3 separate regions of the Mus musculus genome follow, and all the other regions are linked to region 1. The links are chromatin loops, found by intact Hi-C in ENCODE. Cell type or tissue: heart. All regions are shown on one strand. Each heading gives the region's core, and the rest is flanking DNA. Links, peaks and the distances in the headings are about the cores only.

Evidence for each region. Peaks named below come from ENCODE experiments on the same cell type or tissue, not always from the same donor. Only the 100,000 strongest peaks of a DNase experiment are listed, where the experiment ranks them.
Region 2: a loop joins it to region 1, with 4 times the contacts of the local background. A loop is called at or near these places in 15 of 42 quality-filtered maps.
Region 3: it touches region 1 in a loop (5-fold over the local background); 2 of 42 quality-filtered maps call a loop at or near these places.

What each region holds. Positions count from the first base shown.
Region 1 is chr6:34,992,680-34,998,962 of GRCm38, forward strand. No RefSeq gene overlaps it. Among named protein-coding and RNA genes, the nearest start is that of Slc23a4, 18 kb to the left of the region's middle. In heart, for the core only: a CTCF peak has its summit at 2,867 (motif pointing left); DNase peaks (open chromatin) are centred at 2,242 and 2,852; H3K4me3 peaks cover 546 bases; H3K27ac peaks cover 429 bases; H3K27me3 peaks cover 1,011 bases.
Region 2 is chr6:34,923,704-34,929,986 of GRCm38, forward strand. Stra8 (stimulated by retinoic acid gene 8) reads left to right here. Exons shown (of 9, transcript NM_009292.2): 2 at 4,016-4,213. The coding sequence starts at 4,022. Among named protein-coding and RNA genes, the nearest start is that of Stra8, 5.9 kb to the left of the region's middle. In heart, for the core only: a CTCF peak has its summit at 3,687; a DNase peak (open chromatin) is centred at 3,618.
Region 3 is chr6:35,241,989-35,248,271 of GRCm38, forward strand. It overlaps Nup205 (nucleoporin 205), which reads left to right. Exons shown (of 43, transcript NM_027513.1): 39 at 1,831-1,997; 40 at 2,709-2,832; 41 at 3,260-3,388; 42 at 4,034-4,092; 43 at 5,273-5,611. The coding sequence ends at 5,425. It also overlaps the pseudogene Gm23435. Among named protein-coding and RNA genes, the nearest start is that of 1810058I24Rik, 7.6 kb to the right of the region's middle. In heart, for the core only: CTCF peaks have their summits at 1,477 (motif pointing right) and 3,312 (motif pointing left); no DNase peak of the experiment used is centred there.

The sequences.
Region 1 (6,283 bases), core at 1,346-5,345:
TAACAGGCTTCCCTGCTTTGCTGTATTTGAAAAGTGTCTTGATTTATGACCTCCTTTACTCTGCTACCATAAACAGCTCATCAGAGTGGTACCACCTTGGAGTGTGGAACTTGAAGTAGCCTAAATCTGTGTTCCTGGGTTGTGGTCATTCATATTTGGCTCCAGAATAAATTATTTATCGCCTTTGAAGTGGGATTTGCATTGGCACTGAGCTACAGCTGGACTCATGGTCCTTCAATCTTAGCTATGCCGTTACACAGGCATCCCAGCTCTGGGAGAGTCCTGGCCATTTTGCCTCTTGAATGCAGAATCCATTTATTATTTTTATTACATATTTTCTTTATTTACATTTCAAATGTTATCCCCTTTCCTAGTTTCTCCTCCGAAAATCCCCTACCTTCTCCCCCTTCCCCCTGCTCCCCAACCCACCCACTCCCGATTCCCTGGCCAGGCATTCCCCTATACTGGGGCATAGAATCTTCACAGGACTAAGAGTCTTTCCTCCCATTGATGACCAACTAGGCCATCCTCTGCTACATATGCAGCTAGAGCCACGAGCGCCTCCGTGTGTTTCTTTGATTGGTGGTTTAGTCCCAGGGAGCTCTGGGGGTACTGGTTAGTTCATATTGTTGTTCCTCCTATGGGGCTGCGAATCCCTTCAGCTCCTTGGTTACTTTCTCTAGCTCCTTCATTGGGGACCCTGTGCTCTGTCCAATGGATGGCTTTGAGCATCCACTTCTGTATATGTCGGGCACTGGCAGTGCCTCTCAGGAGACAGCTATAATGTGCCCTTTATTTTTATTTTGAGGCTGGTCTTTTGTGGCCCAGGATAGTCTCACTCATTAGATAGCCAAGACTGACCATGGACCCTTACCCTCTTGCCTCTGCTTGCCCAGTGCTGGGATTACAGGCATGTACAATCATACCCTGTTCACACAGTAGTGGAAATTGAAGCTTCACATATGCTAAGAAAGCACCCTTTCAACTTAACTACATCTCCAGCCCCCTAAGTCAGTTCAAATGCATAGGAGAACTTTGCATTCTCTTGTGTAATATAATAGAAGTTTGGAAATGAAAGATAGAGGGTAGCATGGGGTTAGAGTTCCCAGAGACACTGTGTCCCCCAAACTGCGGTTCTCATCACAATTCAAAAGCTGGTTCTGTTGTTGGCAGTCAGAGTTTGGTATGGATGTTTCCAGGTTTTTGGCCTCTTAATCCAAAGAACTGAAAATAAGAGTCATACAAATTTGCCAAAGCAGCGAAATAATTTTATTTAGAGCAAATTGATAGCAGAGATCAAATAGGGACACGCTGTGGAGATTAACAGCTGGCTATAGGACAGGGCACACTCAGGGCCCTGATTACTGTCAGGGCTTCCTTGTATGGGACTCAAGAGAAGGAAGAGGAGGAGGAAGAGGAGCTTGGTTGCTAAGGGATATAACACAGTTCTCTATTTTGATTGGTGGATTGATAGATGGGTAGCTTGCTAATACGTTTACTTTCGAAAGTGTGTCCTTTCCCATAATGCATGATTCTCTCTCTCTCTCTCTCTCTCTCTCTCTCTCTCTCTCTCTCTCTCAATTGTGCATAGGCATAGATGGTAAGTGGAGAATCTCTCTAAAAGTTTTCTAGAGCACCTGACAGGATTACCATAAAAGTCTAGCTCATAGGAAGCTACCGGTCCTGTGTGCGAGGTTCCGGATCACGCCTGGGAGGGACTAAGGTCATGTATGCACTATACCAGGAGACATCCACTCAGACCTTAACCCTGATTTCTTGCTATTTTAACCTTCTCATTTGAAAGCATTTCTATATAAAAGCAGCATTGTCTCAGTGTCGCAGCGTTACAGCACATGTGAGCTGTGCTGGAGAATTCCCGGGAGTCTAGGGCTCCCTTTTCACTGCATGTCCCCATCGGGGTTCCTGTCCCTCTTTCATACCTCAGGGTCAGTGAGCCTGCTTGGGTGTTGTGCAGTAGAAGCTCGCTGAGCGTCCTGCTCGGTATGGGTCCTGCAGTATGGGAAGGTTACCCTCTTTTGGACACTGCTTCTTGAGTTGGTAGTGACCCTGAGCTGAAGAACCCAGCCTGCCTCCTTTCAGCTCCTTGAGTAGCAGACCACTGGGCTCCATGGCTTCCTTTTGGGGGCTGAGAGAGGTGCCGGCTAACAGGCAGCCCAGTACTGGCTTGTCTCCAGGAAGACAGTGCTGACACGTGGAGTCACCAATGGTGACCACACCCACAATGAACACGCTGCGACCCATGGCTTTCACAGGAGCTGTTGCCTCTTGACTTCTCATGAAGTCTATTTCCCAGTAACTCCCGAGCCCTCCATAAATGCTCACCCCAGAGCACCCAGAGCCTTCTGCCAACATCCTGGCTGTCTCTATCTTCTGGACCACATGCTAGCACCAGGAGAAGATGCTATGAAGCAGCGTTTCAGGTTGTTTGTTCTGGACACAATGGACTCCCACGGTCAGTGCTGGGCCTTTTGGGTACAGGGACCTAGGAGGAGGCAGGGAAACTGAGCGTCACAAGTGTTCCTACCATCTGACTGCTCAGCTTGGGTATCTGCAGAAACAATATGGGAGCTGAGGTGTCCGGCTTGTGGGACTGCACTGCAGGCAGTGTGATCCTTCAGCAAGCACTCCACTCGCACCGCGCTGCTGAAATCGAACAGGGTTACTGCCTGCCCTGCGGCACACAGAGACTGCAACCCATGACTGTATTGTCTAGACTGATCCAAGTCTTTCTTTCTCAAGTTTGGGGCTGAGCGAATAGGGGGAGACAAAACTTCTGACCTATCACCGGTCAGAGCGTCAGGAAATAGAGAACAAGGCCACAGTGCCACCCAGCGGACAAATAAAAAACAGCGCCCTTCCACCTAGAGGCGAAATAAGCCAGCCTACCGGCCTGGCCAGAATCCTGAACACACCCCACCTTCCAGAACTGAGGGTTGGGCTCTGTCTGTGGTGCTGACATTCCAGGATGCTCTCTGGACTGAAAGGGCTGGAGGTTTGGGGGCCGGGAGCCTGGCACGGAACTTTTCTGTCTCAGCACAGAATGTTCCCCAGCCAAGGCATATGTCCTGGCCTTTATCAAAGGATCCCCTGCCCAGTCTACTGAGGACTGGATAGGAGAGAAATAACATTGTCTTCAATCTGTAGTACCATATGAGCAGGTGAGAGAGATCTAAATGAGAGTGTTGTTTAAAATGAATATCCTGGGACAAGGAGATGGCTCCGTGAGAGCACTGGCCATGCAGGTGGGAGCGAGGATCAGAATTTGGATCCCGGCACCTATGAAAATTCTGGATGAACTTGAAAGCCACCCATAACCCCAGCAGTTGGGATGGGGAGAGAGGCAAGTTGGCTAGCTATAACAGCCAAATCAGCAAGCTTGGGGTGCAAGTGAAAGACCCTGCCTCGGTGACTGAAGAGGAGAGTCACTGGAGAAAGCAGACACAGACCTGTGGCCTCCACGTGCACGCACCCATATACATTCACACCCAGACACAAGTGCACACACACGTGAACATACACCACACGCATGACAAGTACCTAAATGATTCTTTCTTCCTCTTCCCCCTTCCTCCTCCCTCCCAGCCATCCACCCATCAACCACACAGCACATCCTACAGCGCTCAGCTACTGTGTGGTGTTTTGAGCATCGTGCCAGGTGGTGAGTGTACCAAAGTCAGCAAACCCGACACACATCCCTGCCCTCATGGAATTCACCATCTGGCGGGAGAGAAAGACATTAATCAAGGAAGTGCGAGGACCACTGCACGCTCTCGGCTGAGATGAGGGCTAGAGTTCTCGCTCTTGAACTGGGTTGCAGCCTCAAGTCGTGGACCTGGATGGGAGGGTGCTGATGAACTTGCCAATAGTAAAAGGACCCAAAAATGAATTCAAAATTAAAATCGTTGTGAATCAGAGGAATTTCCATTGGTGTTCATCGCCCTTGGCTCCAAGAGTAGAACATGTCACTTTGCACTGATGCCATCATGCCAGCCACTGAATGCTGACTGAAGTGCCTGGCTGAGATTCAAAAAGTGAAGGCTGTTTACTGCACACACAGGGTTCTCTGCTCTTACAGAAACACAGTAGCTTAACTATGGAAAGGACATTAGCATTTCCCTACCATTGCTCCTCAGCACACAAGCATCAGGTTCCCAGACCTTTGGATTGTATTGTGTTAGAGTGTTTGATTTTAAAAGTTGCTACTTGAGAGGCCTGGCAAGATGGCTCAGTGCATAAAGGCAGGTGTCCCCACACCTGACACCCTGAGTTCAATCCCCAAGCAGGCTCCACACAGTGGAAAGTGAGAATTGACTCTTGCATGCTGTTCTGGCCTCCTCTTATGGGGTGTGGCGTGTGGGCTCCTATGAGCACACACACATATACACCCACATAAATAAATTAAAATATTTAAATTTTGCTGCTTGAGACACTGAGTTTCATCAAAAAAAAGTTAACTGAAATTTGGCTTGGGATTAGGACAGAATTTCTGAAAACTTCTGAAATGTACTAAAACATACTTCTGCCATTTTGTACTGAATATTTATGCAAGGAGGTCTTCTTATCAGTGACAATTATGAAATCGAAATATCAATCAATTCTGAAAAACACTGAAGATGCTGTATTCTGCAGTGTCAGATACTCAGCCAAAAATTAACAGGCATCGATCTCATCAATATTCACATATGGGTTTTTTTAATAAACAGTGTATGTATGTGTATAAAAGAGTTGTTCTAAAATAAATGTATAATTATCAGCAAACATTTAATTCATATACTTATATTATATATTTACATACCCAGGGTTACATGAAAATAGGGGTCCTGAGTGGAACTGGTCCAAGAAGCTGCGCTGCGGAGGAGGAGGAGCAGCGGGCGAGGCTACCACTCCCCATCACGGGGACTCAGAAAAGGCTGACTTGACACGTGTTAGTGTTTGGAGGAGGCAGCGTGAGCAGAGGTTCTGGGGCAGCGGGGAGACCGGAACCGGGTAGAAAGAGCAGAGAGGAGCGTGGTGTTAATGGATGCAGAAAGGGGGCTACAGGCAATGAGCTTGCTGGCCATCTGAAGACTCTACTATTGCGTCTGAGGAGCCAGGGAAGGTCGCTGGTGTGTTTGCGCTGACTGGGTGAGGGTGGAGTGGAGAGTGAGGAATTATGGGGGTCTTCCGGGATGTTTGATAGGGTGCAAGACTGGAGTTTTTATGGAACTGGGAAGAGTCGAAAGAGGCTAGGTTTGGAGTAGGGGAACGTGAGTGTAGATGGTTTGGAAATAACCAATCGGATGTCAAGTGTCTGTGTGCACCCGAGAGGACCTCCTGTCAGGCGGCGGACACGTCAGCCTTGAGACTCAACTCAGTAGAAATGACAACCGGAGGGTAGGAACTGTAGGAACGCTGAGGCTCTGGTGAAAAGTGGAGACCAACGGGTGAACCAGAGGCCACGTGTGTGACAGTGCAGAGTTCAGGTCAGAAGTTGTGGGTGTGGGAAGGGGTGAGTGACCCAGATCTTACTGTCTTGTCCAGGGTCCGGTCACTAGAACTGCACTAGAATGGGATCCTCACAAACACGGAGAGACAGCAGAGGCCAGCGCTGGTGAGGTGACACAGAAGCTGAGCGCTTGCTGCTTGTCCAGATGACGCAAGCGCACTGCTCCGCATCCACATCAGGTAGATCACAACCACCTGCAACTCATAGGGCACTACACACTTGCGGACTCAAGATATGGATTTTGATTGTTTGTTTTTTCGAGACAGGGTTTCTCTGTGTAGCCCTGGCTGTCCTGGAACTCACTTTGTAGACCAGGCTGGCCTCGAACTCAGAAATCCTCCTGCCTCTGCCTCTGGAGTGCTGGGATTAAAGGCATGCGCCACCACCGCCCGGCTGAATTTTTTTTTTTTTTTAAATAAATGCTTCTTGGGCTAGGATCCTTCCTTGAGTCAGGAATGTACTATTTGCCTAGTATACAAAAAGCCTTGGATTCCATTCTGAGCACTACATGAAACCAGGCATGATGCTACAGACCAGCTTGGAACACACAAGTGCCTATTGTGGGCTAAAATGGAGTGTGGGAGGCAGCGCAGCAGCGGACAGACTGATGGGGGTGCTCTGTGCTGGTGGGCCTGGCTCCCTTGCTTAGGACCTGCATTGCTCTGCAGCCCTCTGGCAACCACCCAGGGTGAAGCATCACCCAGAAGGCACTGGAGTGGGCTGCCCTACAGAGTCCATAACTATAACCCTCTGTGTGGCAGCTAGGATTTTCCCATG
Region 2 (6,283 bases), core at 1,411-5,410, 69 kb before region 1:
GAGAAAAGCCTGTTTTAGACCTTGGCCTAGTGGTATACATTAGTCACTCCAGCACTGAGAAAAGCCTGTTTTAGACCTTGGCCTAGTGGTATACATTAGTCACTCCAGCACTGAGAAAAGCCTGTTTTAGACCTTGGCCTAGTGGTATACATTAGTCACTCCAGCACTGAGGAGGCTGAGGCAGAAGGGTTCATGTGTTCAAGGCCAGCCAGGGCTACATAATGAGACTGTAATCAAGCCAAGTGAGAGCATTTAGCTTGCAGTCTACTGAAGGGCTTTTTGCCTCCTCGTTACAGGTAGAAAAATTAAGATCTAGAGAATTCTTGGCCCATTTTGGTCGTATGGCTGGCTAAATGAGCTAGCAATGTGACTCTGGCCTTATACGCACCCAGAAGCTGGCCTGCCATTCCTTACATAGCATGACCATGTGTTGTATCATCTCTGAAACACCTTACTCATCCACCACCTAGATTTCTCTTTTCTTTCTTTTTTTCTGTCTTTTATTTTAGGTAAAATCTTGATATACTAGGTAACACTACCTGTAATTAAGTTTTAATTGTTTTTTTTTCATTTATCATACAAAATAATGAATTCATGGCATATTTATGTTGCTTTTGCTTTATTTTGTTTGCTTGGTGTTTTCTTTGTCTTTTTCTTTTCTTTTTGTTGTTGTTGTTAGTTGGTTTTGTTTTTTCTTTTTATTGTTTTTTGGTGGTGATGATTGGTTTTGGTTGTGGTTTTGGTATTTTTTTTTGTTTTGGGTTGTTGGTTTGTTTTTGTTTTTGTTTGGGTTTTTGGTTGTTTGTTTTTGAGAGGGGCTGTTGATGCGTTTGTTTGAGGTGGTCTCATGTATGTGAGCTCAGTCTTGAGCTTGCTGTGTAGGTAAAGATGATCGTGAACTTTGGATACCCTGCTTCTCAAGCGCCACCTGCCTGGTTTTCTGGTTCTGTGGCGTTGGGGACTGAAGCCAGTGCTTCGTCCACGCTAGCTAGGCAAGCAGTCTGCCAGCTGATCTACGTAGCCAACCCAAGTCTGGAAATTTCTGAGACAGAATCTCGCTTCTTAGTCTAGACTGGCCTGGAAATCTGGGCAATCTTTCTGCCTCTGCCTACCAAACACTGGGATTGCAGTGGTGAGCCGTTATTCTCTCTCAGAGAAAAATATCTTCAGTTAGGGATAGTAACACAAACCTCTAATTCGACTACTTGGGAGGCCAAAACGGGAGGATCCTGAGTTTAAGGATAGGCCAAGGTACAGTCTTGAGACTCGAAAACAAAACCACCACCACCACCACCACAGCAACAACAACAACAACAACAACAGCAACAACAAAATCAGTACTTTTCTTCAAACTGGTATCTCCATCCTGAGTTCCCTGCATCCTGGCTCATCTGGGTGCGTACATTCAGTCCTCTGGCCGTGCCAGTTTCTTCGAGTGAGCATGGGACTTTGCTGCCCCTGTAGCATCTCTCTCTTCTTTTCTTAGTCAGCAGATGCACAGTATTGGTTCCCATGGCTCTTTAGTGCATCTCTAATTGGTCGCCTCTCACTGTGCCTGTTAAGAACTGAATTGGTGAAATAGTGAATGCTTGGAATACAAACAGTTCTGTATGGTTAGGGAGAACTAAAATGCTGATTCTTCTACGCTCTGCTCTGTGTTTTCCTCTTAAGTCTCATTGCCCTTGCCTTCATCAATCACCTCTGCTGTTCCTTCTAACCTGGGATCTTTGTCTTAGCAGGGCTGTCAATGGGATTCTTTGTTTCAATTTGAAAAGGCAGTGCAGACAAGGGTGTTGGCCTGAGCCACATCTACCTGCAGATGCCTGCATTTTGCCACATGATTGGAAGAATGCCAGCAACGCCTGTGAGATGGAGCCTCACCAAGGGTCTCGTGGGCAGATCTGGATTTGAGGCCAGCCGAAGCAAAGCAAAAGAAACAGAGAACAAGCCAGCTCTAGATGGGTAGAAACCAGGGCTGAGGACAGATATGTGATGTTCTAGGTGACAAAAATGACGAGGCTGCCGCATGGGGGTCAGGGGGCAGAATAGGGAACATTTCTCCCATTAGAGAACCATGCAAGGGATGGGCTTGCGTGCCTAAAATCCCGGCTCTCTGGAAGCTGAGTAAGGAGGAGAGTTCCGGGTCGGCCTGGGCTACTCAGCAGACTCATGGGCCTGGGGTCGGGGCTAGAGGAAGCATATCTTCAGAACTTCCTGGAGTTTTTAAGAGTGTTGCAAGCTGATGTGCTCTTCCTAGTGTTGGAATCCCAGGGTATACAGACTCTCTACAGACCTGACTCGTTAAGCTGCTGAGGGCAGATTTCTTCATACATCTTAATCTATGAGGGTTTTTAAAGAAAAGGGTTTGTTCTGTTGTAACACTTTAGGCACAGCCAGGAAGTGCTGTATCATCAAGATACACCCCTAGCTAAAATATTCTAATATATGTGTTTGTAGAGGTGGGGGGGGGGACAGTAAGTGAAAATGTGTGCCCACTAGTGCCCCTAGAACCAAGAGCTTTGGATGCCCCCTGGAGCTGGAGTTAGAGGAGGTTATAAGCTGCCTAATGAGAATGCTGGGACTTGAACTTGGGTCCTTAGCAAGAGCAGCAAGCACTCTTAACTACTGAGCCAACTCTCCCGCCCCTAAAACAGTTTTGTTTTGTTTTGTTTTTTAAACTTCACTTCTTAGTTGGTGGGCACAGACACACACTTGTAATGCCAGGATTCAGGACGGTTTGGCAAGAACATCTTGAGTTCATGGCTGTCTTCGGCTGCATGATAAGAACCTGTCCTACACATACACAACCACTTATTGACCTTAAGTTTACACTGTAGTAGGTCCCCCACTCACTGTGTGCTAGGTCACCCATTCTTAGCACAGCGCTAACTTCAGTCCTGCCTTCCCTTTTCCCATCCCGAGGAGATTCTGGAGGTATTTTTCCAGGGTGAGGCCGCGCCACACAATCACAGTTACTATTGACCTGGATCCAAGTGCATTGCTGTTCAGTCTGGGAAGCTCAGAGAGCAAGATGCGCTCACCATGCAAGCTTTACAATCTGAGCTCTTCCCTGGGGTCCTGAAGAGGTGAAAGGAGAGAACTCGTTCTGTATGGCTATCCCCTGACCTTCACGCATGCGCGCCCCCCACCCACACAAATTAATAATGCTAAATAAAAACATCCAGCCTGGCCTTATGTTCTGGCATATCCCTTTAGTTTCAGCACTCCGATAGCAGGGATGGATGAGTTCCAGACCAGCTAGATCTATATAGGGAGTTCCAAAGCAGGCCCTTAAAAAGGTTGGTCAGAAAAAGATAGACCTAGGCCCCTGTAAGGGACAACAGCAAATCCAGGTCAATAATAATAATTAGGAGAGACGATCTTTGGGAAGTTGCAGAAGATCTTTGCTGGTGATGACAAGGGGGCAGCTTGCAGGAGGCCACTGAAAATCACTCAACTGTCCTTTGCCATCTGCCAGCCTTTACCCTCCTCCCCGGGGCAGAGTCTCCAAGTTTCCTCCTTAGCTCCTGACCTGGGAGAACCTAAGGCTGATGGAAGGAGATCAAGGCCACAATGCCAGGTAGCCCGTGGGGTTGCTCTGTTGCTAGTCTCACTCCTTAAGCTGGGCAGCGAAGACTGACAACCACAGTGAGAGCAAGTTAGGAGACAGTCTCCCCCCTGTGGTGGAGACAAGAACTGCACATTTCTCCAGGGCTCCCACCAGCCAAGCAGTTTTCTTGGCCATGGGCATTGGGAAAGCTTCAGATTCCCTACCAGTCAAGAGGGTTTGGGTACAGTCTTTCATGACTCACCGGACAACTGGAAATCCACTGTAAATGGTTTGTAATTTTAGGAGCCAAGCTCCAGTAGGAGATTTGGGGTTACCTGTGGTTTATTGTGGGTCTTGGTCATATTCACTGCCTTGCGGGCTACGTCCTTTCTGTTTGCTCTGTCTGCCTTCCTCAATGTTGTATCTCTATTATGCAAGGCTAAAGGGGGGTATATTATGTTGTAGATTATAATGGCCACCCCTGGAGAAGGCAACCAACCCAGTGATGATGGGGCACCCCAGCCATTGGCGCAGCTGCAGAAGCTTGAGCCTCGGGTGGTCCGCAGACGCCTGTCACAGGCCCGCCATCGAGCCACCCTGGTAGGGCTCTTCAACAACCTAAGGAAGGCAGTTTACTCCCAGTCTGATATCACAGCCTCAAAGGTACAGGGACTTGGGGATAGTGAAACATGTCTCCACATGATAGGACTGTAAAGTAAGGACTGGCCAAGAGCTGCCAGCCCTGCTGCCCATAGGAAAACTGTCAAAGCCCGGCTTCTCTGCCAGCATCCTAGCAGCCTGACCTGAGAGAGGAAATTATGGGCTGGAGGGAGATCATGTGGTTACTTGGTGGGCAAGAGTCATCCCCCAATGGATGCTCTGGGACCCTGTATATCTATCTACACACACACACACACACACACACACACACACACACACACACACACACACCATATACATATGTACAATACCAATACTAGAAGTGAATACACACTTGGCACTCATATGCAGGCTCAGTATGCCTGTATCTCAAGGCACACATTTATCTTTTCCTACCCTTTTTGTTTCTTGTTGATGCTGATGTTTGAGGCAGTCTCCATGTAGCCCAGGCTGGCCTAGAACTTTCCAGAGAATAGACCCTCCTTGAAATCACACCCTCCTGCCTTTGCCTCCCCGGGTGCTAGGATGATGTTAATCGCACCAAAGAAAGTAAAGGCCATCACCCCAGATTCTTTGGTCAAATTAAACAAGCTTTATTTTCTATCTGTTAGGGCTGTCTCCCCCAAAAGTGAGGTTTGGAAATACAGCATTGAACACAGGAGAGGGAGGGTAGAGTTTATACAGTCCAGACTAGGGAGGTTTCAAGGGGATTTCCAGAGGAACTTTGGTTACATCGGAACTTGGCCGAACATTTTTAAATTATTTGGCAGAGCATCTAATCAGAGTATAATCAAGGTGTGAGTCCAACTCCACGGGAAGGGGAAGATGTCAAATTTCAGAAACAGGTTAAAGCACAGTCAAGTTGAATTGTTCAGGAAGTAGAAATGAACTTGTTCTGACCTATGACAAAATGGCTTAAAATGGAGTCAGGTTGGTCCATCAGATGACAGGTGTGTACCACACAGCTCTTTCTCTTCTCGGTTATCTTTTTTAGCTGCTAATTAACAATACATTAATGAATTAATTATTGTCCAGAGACTGGAGAAAGGCCTGGTAAGTGGGGTGTTGGTAGAAGAAATCAAGTTAATAATGGTGAGAGCGTTACAGGCAGGCACAGTGGAGAGTCCCTGTATTTCCTCATGTCTTAACAGAGGCTGGAGGAGGAGAGGAAGGCAGAGAGGAGAGGGGAGGGGAGACACTTACCCTCTGGTAGAAGGCAAGGCCAAAAAAGTTCCCACTCCAAGCCTGACTCTTCTCACATCTCCCTGCCTGAGCTCTTTATGCCCGGGAACCCGTTCCCAGCTGGTTGGTTTCCTTCCGAGGATGGCGCCTTCAGCAAAGCAACAACCAGAGCCTTTTACTTTTCTGTGACTAGAATTGCCAGAGGATTCCCAGTTTGGGGTGAGGTAGGAAGACACCTTAGAAGAGCTCCTGAGTAGGCCTAGGCTTCTGTGGAAATTTGAGAAGGGTAGCTCCTGACCATTTGGTACAGGGCTCCAACTGATACCTGTACTGTTTCCAGCTGCAGGAGTCCCCCCCACAGACCCCCTACCTGCCCTTGGAAAAGGTGAGGGGCTGGTGAGTAGCGAAGGAAAGCCAAGTTTGGGATTGCAGGGTGAAAGAGTGGGGTCCCTACTGAGAAACAGAGCTCAGAAGAGAAAATTTCACGCCTCTGCTGGCTTCCGGCATCTTTCACCCATCCCCGCCGTCCCTTGGCTTGTAGTGATGGCGGGAAATTCCGAATTCAAATCCACAGAACATTTGCTATTTTTAGATATGTTTAGATAACATAAAATATTTTAATTATTTTCTTCTTTTTTGTCTTAAACAGGGTCTCGTGTATCTCAAGGTTGACCTTGAACTCAATATGCAACTGACATTGAACTCCCGAGATCCTCTGCCTCTACCTACTGTGTTCTGGGATTATAGGCATATGCCTGTAGCTAGCTACATAGCGAGCTATATACCTAGCTACACAGAGTCTATGAATTCAGCAAATAAACATTTTGAGAAAAAGATACTGAGTTGCACATGGTCACAACGTGAGCAGAAGTCTAGTGGGCCTTTGTGCAA
Region 3 (6,283 bases), core at 1,411-5,410, 250 kb after region 1:
TTTCTGTCACATGACAGAAAACTTTTAGGTACTGGGTAGGCTGACTTACCCTCTGGTGTCTTTGAAAGTTAGTATGGAAGGTCAGGGTTGTGAGTTGGTGTAGGTTGCCATCCTGGAACACACAAAAGACAAAGCTGTTGGACACTGGTTTAGTCATAATGAAATACGGTGATTTCCAAGGAGTCATTCCAGTTTGCTGCAAGGAAGGAGACTCCATGGGAGAATCCTAATCTTGGCGTGCCCTTCCTAGCATGGAGGGAAAATTGTCTTTCTGGCCCTGGCAGCTTAACTGGTTTGGGTGTAGAATGCTTAGGAATCCTATCCAGAGACTCCTTTTGATTGAAAGTCACCCACCAGTGACTTTGTCATTTCTGTTCTTTTTGACAGTGTTTCCCTATGTAGCCCAGGCTACTCCTAAATTCACTGTTAACTTTGCAGCCTCACTGGAAGGTAGCCATGTAGAAGGCAAGTTGCTTTCTTTTGCTCCCAGAGGAAGTTGTCATAGTGAGACGGTAAAATTCACTAAGTTTTGAAATATTCTTTGGGAGAATGACTTTGAGCTGTCAGTTCAGCAACCAGAACAATGCAGATTAGAAGTAGACACATGTAACTGAAACCAATGGCTGAAATGAGAATTGCTTCACTTTGGATTTAGAACTCCTAACACTGTATAGGTTTGTGGGACTGGAGAGGTAGCTCAGCAGATCAGAACACTTTTTGTTCTTGAAGAGGACCAAGCTTCGGTTTGTAGCACCAACATAGTGGCTTATACCATCAGCATGCACATTGGTGCAAATACAGACATGTAGGCAAAACACTCATACATACAAAATAAATCTGTAAAGAGTTTATATGGGTGGGTGGGTGGTTTTCATAAGGCTTAGCTCTTCACCTAATAAAGGGTACCTCGCACTAGCCATATTTCTTAACTCTCAAAGAGTCCAGCTGTATGCATGCACATGGCAACAACTATAGCAGCACTTAGCTGCTTGTTACTTTGAACTAACAGGCATTTAATTTTTTTTTAGGTTGATTTTTTTTTCTTAAATTATTTATTTGTTTATTCACTTTACATCCTGATCACAGCCCCTTCCTGCCTCTCCTTCCAATCCTACCCTCATCCCCCTCTACTTCTCCAGAGGAGGTCCCTCCATGGGTACCAGCTCACCCTGGCACATCAAGTCACAGCAAGACTAGGGGCATTCTCTCCCACTGAGGCCAAACAAAGCAGTAGAGCTAGGGAAAAGGAACCCAGAGGCAGGCAACAGAGTCAGAGACAGTCCTTGCTCCAATTGTTAGAGGATCCACATGTAGACCAAATTGCACATCTGCTACATCTGTAGGGGCCTAGGTCCAGCCCGGACGTGCTCTTTCGGTGGTGGCTCAGTCTCTGGGAGCCCCTTGGCTTGAGGTTGATTTTTATCTCATGCCTGCTTGTGTGTCTGCACCCTCTGTGTGCAGTGCCTTTGGAGGCCAGGAGAGGGCATCAGATCTTCTGGAACTGGAGTTTCAGAAGGCAGTTGTTAGCCATTAAGACATCTCTCCAGCTTCAATACTGGTGTCTAAATGTTATTAATCATAGTCTACATGACCTAAATTACAGATCATCGTCAATTTTTATAGATAGTTTAAGATTCATAAAAGTTTGTTTTCCCAGGGTGAGGCTTATCCATTGTACTCTGCATGTGCTGACCCCTGTCATTTCCCCAAATGTAGGAAACTCAACTGTAATGTGTGGTAGTGGAGGACTTCATGTTCTCCCCTTTGTAAAACAAATGAAATCCATAGAAAATGTATTCAAATACAACACCGTTTTGTCTTGCCTATTAGATACCCAGGTTCCAGTCGTTCCGTATTGGCGCCTGCCTGGCTTGGGCATTATTATCTACCTGCTGAAGCAGAGTGCCACTGATTTCTTTAGCTACTATGACAGTCACCGTCGCAGTGTCAACAAGCTGCAGAATGTAGAACAACTTCCTCCGGATGAGATAAAAGAGGTATGGACCTTGTAATGAACTGTGAGGCTTGAAAAGTCACTGCTGCACCACAAAGGCCCAGGTGCTGGGCTCGGGCTGTGGAATAACAATGATCTACTCACTCCACGCTGCTGAGGGATCTGCAGGGATTTACCTTTGCCATGTAACCTTGTGAGCACAGACAGAACAGCCCAGTAGCTCTTTTCAAGAAAATAGGCGTGGCTGCCTGATAAGGAGCTCCCAGGAATGTCTTCAAAAGCTGCAGAGAAACAGGGCTCGCTGTTGCAGATGTTTTTGCGTAGGACGTGGGAGGAGTCTCCAGCATCTTCACGCTTCAGTGAAGTTTCCAGGCAGATGGGACGGCTCGTCAGTCTTGATCACTTAAATCTGACACATATCCACCATTCTACTTTCTCCAGAAGATACCTGGCAAATTCATGCCAGCTTTTCCACCTACTCTTGGAAAAGGTTTTTGTTTTTATCTAGTAGAACCCCAAGGGCTGGTGGACCACTAGGAAATTGGAAGTGTCTTAGACTTAGACTTGCAGAGACAAACACTGAAAAGGGAAACAGACATTCTTGTGGAAATTGACTGCTTCTTTGACTCTCTAAAACTCTTGTGCAGGAGGCAGTATAAATACATTTGAGTCTTTTCATAGTTCTTACTGTAATGACCTGCTCATAGTAGATCATTTTAAGTTGTTATACTTTATACTTCTTTCTTTTCCTTAGTTATGCCAGTCTGTGATGCCTGCTGGTATTGATAAAATCTCTACTGCACAGAAGTGTGTCTTAGCAAGACGTCGTCTGGTGAAGCTGATCAACAACCGTGCCAAACTGCTGTCCCTCTGTTCCTGTATCCTTCTGCGGCCACAGCCCGCGTACAGACCTAAAATGTGTTGTACTTACTTAATTCTTACAGTATGCAGCTAGAACCATATGGGAAGGGATATAATGACCGTCCTATGGCCTGTCTTTGCCCAGTGAGTACCTGGCGTGTTGCCATGTTGTTATTCTTCTCACCTTCTAGAGTAGCAAGGAGTACTATAAAATGTCCGGATGCTGTCTGTCTGGGCAAGTGGCTGGTGCACAGCAGCCTGAGGGCCTCCCCTCCCACAGCTCACTCAGTGACTTTCCTGAAGCATGCTCAGTGGCACTTCATCCCAGGCTCTTAGAGCAAGTTCACGGAGGATAATTAAGCACAACCTCTTCCTTTTCTCCTTCTCACAATCTGGTTTATTAAAAAATACTTGATGACGTTCTTCTTTAATCTGAACTCCCAGATATCATCGAGACCTGCCTGTTTATTCTTTGGCGCCATCTGGAGTATTATTTGTTACATTGCACGCCAATGGATTCCCAAGATTCATTGTTTGCCTCTAGGACTTTATTTAAAAGCAGAAGACTACAAGGTGAGCTGGTCTCAAAACAGCCAGAAATGTGTATATATTTTAGGGCCCTGAAAAGCCAGGTACTTCTTTCTTTCTGTTGTTTTTGTTTTCTTTTCTTTGAGCAAGCAAGGTCTTGTTTTATTGTCCAGACAGGTCCTAAAATCCTGGACTTAAATGAACCAGTCTCCCGATAGCTGGACTGTGGATGTACACCACTAACTACTGTAAGCGACCTTAGTTTTATGTGTCTCAGATTACCCAGTGAATTGAGTACTGGAGAGCTAAATAGTAAACACAACTGCCTTTTGTATCTTATTTCCGCCCATGAGAAATGATTCTGGAGCCTGTTGGTGGGTTGTCCTTCATTTCCTGTAGTAGGTTTGTCTCGGCTGTAGAGTCACATCACAGCTAATTTTCTAGACGAATAGACCCGGGCCGTTGTCTCTGTGCCAGGGTGGGCCTGAGTCGATGAACACGCATGCATTAGACTCGTAGGGGAGTGTGAGACCCATCCTAGCTGGATGTCCTTCTCAGGCTTCCTTCCCTGCTCAGAGCTCGGCCTCAGGCCTCCTCACACCTTCTTCACGTGCAGAGCCTCTGCTGTGCAGGAGATGCACTCGCAGAGCTGCTTCACTGTCTCTGATCTCCAGACTCTCTTTTCCTCAGAACCCAATCTGGACTTCAGAAGTGGACTATCTCAAGTGAACCAGCACGATATAGACCAGGTAAGGCTCTGCTATCATATTCTTTTCTCTGTAAGAGGAAAGCCTGCGTGATGGTAAAGTAGAAAGTAAATGTTTCCTTTCATTTCCTAAAGACACTTTAAAAAAAATAATTTTATTTTATATATATATATATATATGAGAAAGTGTCTTTGTATATGCTTGTGTACAGTGTGTATGCCTGATGAAAGTGTCTTTGTATATGCATGTGTACGGTGTGTATGCCTGACACCCTGATAGGCTAGAAGTGGGCTTCAGAGCTCCTGGAACTGGAGTTAGAGGTAGCTGTGAGCTGCCTGATGTGGATACTAGAAACTGAACCCTGGTTTCTGTAAGAGTAGCGAGTGTTCTTAACAGCATAGTATCTCTAGCCTGGCACTTATTCTTAACAAATTAAAAAAAAAAAAAAAGACATTTTATGTGTGTGCTTTGCTTGCATGTATGCCTGTGCACCGCATGTGTGCACGTTGCCCACAGAAGTCAGGAAAGGGCATGCGGTCCCCTAGAACTAAAGTTTGGCAGATGATTGTGAGCTGCCGTGTAGGTGCTGGGAATTGATCCCAGGTCCTCTGGAAGAGATGCTCTCAATCCCTTAACGACTTTTGGTATGACGTTTAGGATCTATTTTTTATATGTATAGCAGCATCAATAATTGTTGCTATTTAAGATATAGCTTTAATTTATATACATTTGTACAAGAATTAAAATGATAATCGTTCTGATGTAGAAATGTACATTTTTAATGAATTTGGCGCCCCATTATAAAATCTAGTAGTAGTTTACATTAGAGTACCTTTTGTCATGTCTGTGTGGGTAAGGTGAGCGTGGGGTAGTGGTGGTGCTGGGTTTCAAACCCAAGGCCTTGCACTCGCTAGGCAGGTACTCTGAACTCACCTTACTTTATGTAAGAAAGACTGCATTACTGGATGTCCCAGGGCGGGTGGTACCCAAGGGGGTCTTCCAATTCTCCTCAGAGAAGCGGGGAAGGTAGTGGAGGAGGGGTTTGTAGGGGTAGGGCTGGGAGGGGAGCAGGGATGGGTAGGGGGGTGGCAGTCGGATGTAAAGTGAATACATTTTAAAAAGATTAAAGGAAAAAGGATAGTGTAGCAGTGTTGTGAATCAGAGCACAGAAGGCAATACCCGAGTAGCAGTGCACTAACAAGGGCGTCTGTACTACCTCCAGCTTCAGTCTGATGCTGTCAACGCTTTCGGAGAGTCGCTGCAAAAGAAACTTCTTGACATTGAAGGGTTGTACTCAAAAGTTCGATCCCGCTATAGTTTCATCCAGGCTCTCATCAGACGTATCCGTGGCCTGCTGAGGCTGTCCAGGAACTGAGAACTGACTCTCTTCCGTGGAAGAGATGAACTGAGGAGAACCACCTCTTTTTTATAGATGACTTTATTTCTAAATTATGACCAAAAGATATTTTGCTATTTCTTTCTTTATATATGGACATCTTTTCTGTAAACCTCTCTCATTTCTCCCTCACTTGTGAACAATAAAATACTTTTTAAAAATAAACAAATGTGTGGTCATTCTTTTGAAATGATCGAAACTCTTCACATAAAAATGTTTGATGCTTATGGTTTTCCCGTGGAGAGATTCTGAACAGCAGTTTGTTTTCAGACATTCTGTATCCTTCATGCCTTTGTGATGCTTCGATATTCTAGCATGGAGTGGGTAGTGAACTACACCATGCTCGTGCCATGAAAACTAATGACCCAAAAAGTCAACCTGTCCCTTAGAATTAGCCTCAGCCTTTCCTGCATTTCAAATGATGACAGTCTGTCTTTGTTTCTTTGAAAATATCATCCTGAGATAACTCAGACCCAAAAGGACATGCATGGTATGTACTCACTAATAAGTGGATATTAGCCAAGAAAGTACAGAATACCCAGGATACAATCCACAGAACTCAAGAAGGTTAGCAAGCTGAAGGGCCCAAGTGAGGGTGCTTTAATCCCACTTGGGAGGGAGAAGAAAGCAATCACAGGAGGGAGGGAGGGAGGGAGGGACTTATGGGGAGGGGGAGGAGAAAAGGGGAACATGGTCAGGTATTAGCTAAGGTATTGGCGGGGGTGGGGGTGGGGTGGAGGGCCAGGAGAAAGGGACAGGAGTGAAGCTCCGAGGGCCAGAAAAATGAATGGAAACAGTCAACCTTAGGAGGTGGGGGACCCTCCAAATGTATCAGAG